2 separate regions of the Homo sapiens genome follow, and region 2 is linked to region 1. Evidence: read pairs that join two places in POLR2A ChIA-PET (ENCODE). Cell type or tissue: OCI-LY7. All regions are shown on one strand. Links, peaks and the distances in the headings refer to the core of each region. The heading gives the core; the rest is flanking DNA. Region 1 has its middle 34 kb from the start of LINC01627. Region 2 has its middle 41 kb from the start of ZCCHC7.

What was found. Peaks named below come from ENCODE experiments on the same cell type or tissue, not always from the same donor. Only the 100,000 strongest peaks of a DNase experiment are listed, where the experiment ranks them.
Region 2: POLR2A ChIA-PET joins it to region 1 with 7 read pairs; 4 of 35 experiments call an interaction of 5 or more read pairs at or near these places.

Annotation. Positions count from the first base shown.
Region 1 is chr9:37,359,124-37,362,032 of GRCh38, forward strand. No RefSeq gene overlaps it. Among named protein-coding and RNA genes, the nearest start is that of LINC01627, 34 kb to the right of the region's middle. In OCI-LY7, for the core only: no CTCF peak of the experiment used is centred there; no DNase peak of the experiment used is centred there.
Region 2 is chr9:37,078,300-37,081,208 of GRCh38, forward strand. It overlaps the pseudogene EBLN3P. Among named protein-coding and RNA genes, the nearest start is that of ZCCHC7, 41 kb to the right of the region's middle. RefSeq lists an enhancer at 1,302-1,781. In OCI-LY7, for the core only: no CTCF peak of the experiment used is centred there; DNase peaks (open chromatin) are centred at 1,302 and 1,572; H3K4me3 peaks cover 2,463 bases; H3K27ac peaks cover 2,485 bases.

The sequences.
Region 1 (2,909 bases), core at 320-2,819:
TACTTCACCTGTGGGCATGAAGATACAGTCTTCATTTCCTGGTAAGAGAAGAACAGAAACATGGAGGAGTCTTTGCTTCATTTCCTCTTCATTTCCCTTGCCCCCAGCTGTTACACCAAATGTTCAGTTAAGGTGAATCAGTCAGTCAGTTTATTAACATACAGACTCTTCATACAACAATGGGGAGTTTAAAATATGTATAGATTCAACCATTAATTAAATAAGACTTTACATGGATAAATACAAGAGAAGAAAAGCAAATGTCCAAAACAGTAAAGATCTGTATAGTTGGTAGGATTAAGAAGATTCTAAACATCTTACCTCTGGCCCAACTTTGATTTGAAGCAGCTTGAGTGGCTCCTATCTTGGGTTCTACCTTGGTTTGTGTTTGGCCTTCTCAAAACAGAGCAAGGGGAACCAGTCTCCCATTTTCTCCATGGAAAGTCTTGCTTTCATGGACCTTGCTATTTGCAGTACTTATTAGTAGCTCTTTATTTTTCTGTTATACAAAGATTATGTAATCATTTTAAGGGGGAAAAATGTTAAAAACAAGTCATATGTGATTCTTTCACACAAAAATGTAGTTAAAATTATTAGTGTCTATTTTTTCAGACTTTTCTATACCTATGTATACATTGTTTTGTAACCTGTTTTTCACTTACTTTGGGAACAAATACATGTCTGCACTTTTGCATGATGTTCTATTATATGGCTGTGCCATGATTTAATCAGCTCCCTGTCGAGCATTTTGTTTCCAATTTTTATTATTTTTGAAAAATTCTTCTACATAATATCTTCTCCATTTATTCAATTGTGATAAAATGGAATTTAGGGTCAGAGAGCATGCATATATTTCATAAAAGTTTTAATACATGATGCCAAATTATATTCCCAAGTCAGATTCTTCCCCAATCATTTATATGTCCCTGGCAGTTTGTGAGTATTCATCTCCCCATTCCCACAATCACATGGAATATTGCCATTCCCTTGTCTCTTTGCCACTCTGATGGGCAGCAAAGAAACATTATTCATTAGTGCTGCAGTGAAAAGATTGATGTGGGTTTGTCTGTGTAAGGAGAGACAGGATTAGCAATATAGGGAAAATCTGTTTTTAAAAGATGTGGAGAGAAGCTTCTCATAGGAAACAACTGAAAATTCTTCTGCCAACAAAAAATTACATACAAAATAAGGGAGCCTTTCATTTGTTTATAGCTGTCCTGATCCCCTGGTCTTATGCTTCGCTTTCTCAACAAAAGGAGGATGCTGCTGGCATCTAATAAGTAGAAGCCAGAGATGTTGCTAAATATCCTACAATGCACAGACTAGCTTCCCACAATGAATCTGGCCCAAAATGTCAATAGCGCTGAGGTTCAGAAACCCTAGTTGAAACCCCAGCTATTTCTCAAATGGAATTCTGTTCACTCGAGAGAGAGTTCACGTTGCCTTCCACATCTAACAGGATGTGCCCTTGTCTTACAAGGCTTTGCATTTCATCATATTGCCAGTGTTTGAGAGACTGGTTGGACATGGCCATTCATGTGAAATAAGGAACACTAGTTCCATGGCATGAAGGTCTACAGTCTGGACCACTTTGTGGAGGATCTGGGCCACTGGAGACTCAGCCAGCTGAGGGAAATTAATAGTTTAGGAATCATGGAAACAAACACTAGAGTGCCAGGCTATGGCTTGAGCCCTGGCAAGAAAAATATAGAACTGTGGTGTGAGAACAAAGGGATTCAGCTAGTGAGGGGAGGAAAGAGTTGGAGACTAATCTGATGGGACACTTAATTGGGTCAGAATGTCATTAGGCTGTAGGAAGGAACCCTCACCAGGATCCAAATCCAACATAGGCCCTTAGATCTCACAGTTGGACTTTCCATTTCAAAGAAGCACCAATGTTTTGGTGATTTATTACACATTGCCATGCAGTGAATCACAGGATGAAGCTGATTGGTGTGTGATTTGAGCCAAAAGTTTTTCTGTTCGTTTAATATATGTTACTTTTTTTTTTTTTTTTTTTTTTTGAGATGGAGTCTCACTCTGTCACCCAGGCTGGAGTGCAATGGCATGGTCTCAGCTCACTGCAACTCCACCTCCCAAGTTCAAGCAATTCTTCTGCCTCAGCCTCCCAAGTAACTGGGACTACAGGGACGTGCCACCACGCCCAGCCAATTTTTCTATTTTTAGTACAGACGGCATTTCACTATGTTGGCCAGGCTGGTCTAGAACTCCTGACCTCGTGATCCACCCACCTCGGCCTCCCAAAGTGCTGAGGATTACAGGCGTGAGCCACCGTGCCCGGCCTAAGTTACCTCTTAAAATGATTTCCTGGGAAATGATTCCATGAAAACCCAGTAAAGGAGTGGGGAGGGAAGTGAGACAGGGAAAAGAAGAGAAGGAAGCCAAGCTGGATGCTTATCAAGTCATGTCTCATAAAGAGGAACTTTCAGACTCACAGGGAACGCTAGAAAGAGTGTAGGCCACACCTCAAAGTTGCCCTAGTAAGGGGCAATGGAGCTGTAGTGTGTGTATCTTTTTTTTTTTTTAATTAGTCATTGTTTAAGCCAGGTAAATTGGGTTTAGGCAGCCCCCTGACGGATGGAGATATGAATGAAACACCAATGTCATTCGCTACAGCCATAATCTCAGAACAGTTCTTCTTACAAAAAGATACTTGGGGCTGGGCATGGTGGCTCACGCCTGTAATCCCAACATTTGGGAGGCTGAGGCAGGAGAATACTTGAGCTCAAGAGTTGGACACCAGTCTGGCAACACAGCAAGATCTCATCGCTACTAAAAGTAAAAAAAAAAAAAAAAAAAAAAAAAAAGATTGGCCAGGCATGGTGGCTCACCCCTGTAATTCCAGCACTTTGGGAGGCCAAGATGGGAAGATTTGCTTGAGTCCAGGA
Region 2 (2,909 bases), core at 137-2,636, 280 kb before region 1:
AACTAGAGCTACAGGCGTGCCCCATCACACCTAGCTAATATTTAAAATTTGAATTATTTAAAAATTTTAATTTTTATTTAATTTTTATAAAAAGATTTTATAAAAAGGAGATTTATTCTTTATCTTATTTTTTGAGACAGGATCTCAGTCTGTCACCCAGGATGGAGCACGGTTGCATGATGCATCACCGTGCCTGGCTAATTTTTAAAATTTTTTAAGAGATAGCCTGTTGGTATATTACCGAGGCTGGTTTCGAATTCTTGGCCTTAAGAGATCCTTCCCCCTTAGGCTCCCAAAATGCTGAGATTACGAGTGTGAGCAACCCCACCAGCCCGGCCAGGCATTCAAAATTTATCAGACCCAGAGAGACCTGAGTATGAGATGTCAGTTAGCACCATCCCCATGTACACTAGCAATTGTTTAAAGGCACTTTGTTCTTTTCTGCCCTGTACAAGCATCACCCTTTATCTTCGTGTTCCCAGAATCCGTGATAGAAAGAACAAGTATAGCCAATGGATAGGTTGTTATTTTAATGTAAATTCTTGGAATACAATTTAGCAAGGGCCTCTTCTTTTTTTTTCCTTTAAAAATTCACTTGTAGCCGGGTGCAGTCGCCCACACCTGTAATCCCAGTACTTTGGGAGGCAGAGATGGAAGGATCAATTCCTTTGAGACAAGAGTTCAAGCTTCCTGGCCAACAAAACAAAGAACTCACTTGAAACTGCTGCTAAGATCATGTATTAAATTAAGGGTAACTTGAAGTGATGCTCCCAGTTTGCATTCTTGAGACTTGGCCCAAATAAATTCTCTATTTATATTAACTTTGCCTCCGTTTTTCCTTTAGGTTGACAGTTATTTCTAAAGTTGTACAGAAGGGTTTACCTTGAGTATTAAAATAAGGTGTGAGAAAGGCAACTGAAGCCAGAGGCTCCCATCACAGCCTTGTGGCCTTCGGAGGCTTCCAAAGGATCAGCATTAACTGCAATATTTAGGAGGAGTGCAGCTCTTCAAGATTCATAAAGTGTTAAATCTGTTGCCTGGAATTCCAGAAAGAGGGGGAGGAAGAGCACAGTGTGAACTGTGTTCAACTTCAACCTAAAGGTAAAAGCGATCAGCCTAAGATCAGGAGCGCAAGGGAGAAGCTTGAAGCCATGCGTTCTCACGGAGGCGTTTCCCGCTCCAGGGCTGCCCAGGCCCGCGGGCCAAGCAGCTAGCCGTGCGGGCCGTCGTCACGCCCGCGATCAGATCAGCTCCCCGCCACGTGGCACTGGGAAGGCGTCCACCAAGCTCCAGGGAGAAGGAGGCGGAGCCCGGCCTCAATCTCACCCGTGTCCTCATGGGAGTTGTAGTTTTCCTTGCGGGCGTAGAGGGCACGAACTCCCGGCTTTTGCCCGATAAATAGCATCTCTTTTGTACGAGTCATTCAAATAATAGACGCAATCTAGGTAACTTCAAGAGAAGATGGGAAGGGGAAGGGGCAAAGCATGGAAGGCAAATCTAAAGATTATGGGCGGGGCAGAGAAAGGTTCGCACTTAGTACGCATGCGCATACCAGGCGCGACAGGTGGGCGGACACAGAAGGCGACGCCTAGGGCTGTGTTGTCCCGGAAGTGCCTTCTCTCCTCCCGGGTCTGCGCGGACGCGGCCTCCTTACCTCATTTGTCCTCGCCCCTCCCCGTCCCTCTACGCGTTTTGGTCCCTGTTTGGTGCTTTCTGTTTGCAGCTACGGCAGTGAGTATGTATGTGACGGACCCCGAGTCACCCGCGGCCTGGGACCCCTGCCTACCCTCCGTCTCGCCAGCCGAGCTGTGGAACTAGCGCGTGCCCCCTCGCCGACCTCGGCGTCTCCGGTCCGCCCCTCACTTGTGGTGGGGCGCAGCTCCTGGTCCCTCAGCTGCGCGCCGCCCCACGCGGCCGGGCTGCGGGTCTAGGGGGTCCGCATCTCCCTGGCTTTCCAAGGGCTAAGGTCGTGATTCTAGGGCGGCTGGGCGTCCAGGGCCTCGGTGGGGGTGGCGTGTCTGCCCTTTTTATCTCCCCGCAAGGCCCCCAGTCTTCTAGGGAAGCCAGTCAGTGAAGCGCGGAGGTCCGGGCGCGCCGAGAGAGAGTCCAGTCTTTGAGGACCGAGTAGTCCTGGGCCACCTCCCGCCTCTGCTGTCAGAAGCAGCAGCTGCCGCCGTGGAATCCAAAATTTCGGGAGCTGTGACCCTTTCCTCATGTAAAACGAGTAGTCTTGGACGGTGAGCGGACAGTTGCCTTCAACTTTTGGGAAGAGCTGCCGGTTCGGTGGAAAAGCTGTGGCTGGGAATCAGGAGGCCTGGGTTCTAGCCGTGGCTCCCCCACGGACTCGCTGGCGATTCCAGAAAGCTCTTATTGAGGCTGAATTTAAGATTATATCAGATTACACAGTTGAATTAGGGGCTCCATTAGTAGGGCCCTTTTAGCTCAGTGAATAAGTTTCTCCAACTATAAAACGAGAGCGTTCAATTTGATGACTTTTCAGGTCCCCTCAGAAGCTCTTGACTTTGTGGTTTTCTTTTTCTTTTAAAAAATTTTTTCTAGGACCGTTAGAGAAATGACTTCGTGTTTGAATAGTTAGGCTGTCGCATACAAAGACTTTTAAATGGATTGTGTGTATACTTAGGAAGGCATTATGCTTTCAAGAGAATCTGAGGATGGGGAATAAAGTCAGGAAGGATCGCAAGTGAGGATTATATTAATATGATAATTAGCACGGTAAGAGACTGCATGACCGAAGGAAAAGGGCTAAGGGAAAGGTGAAGGAAATGTTTCCGGATAGGATTAGTTCTCATAAAAATCATATATATATCCCAAGAAGAGCTGGGACTTATGTGACTAAATTTAGCTTATTTTTTTTCCCCCACTGAAATACTGTGCTCTGCCTCTGTTTT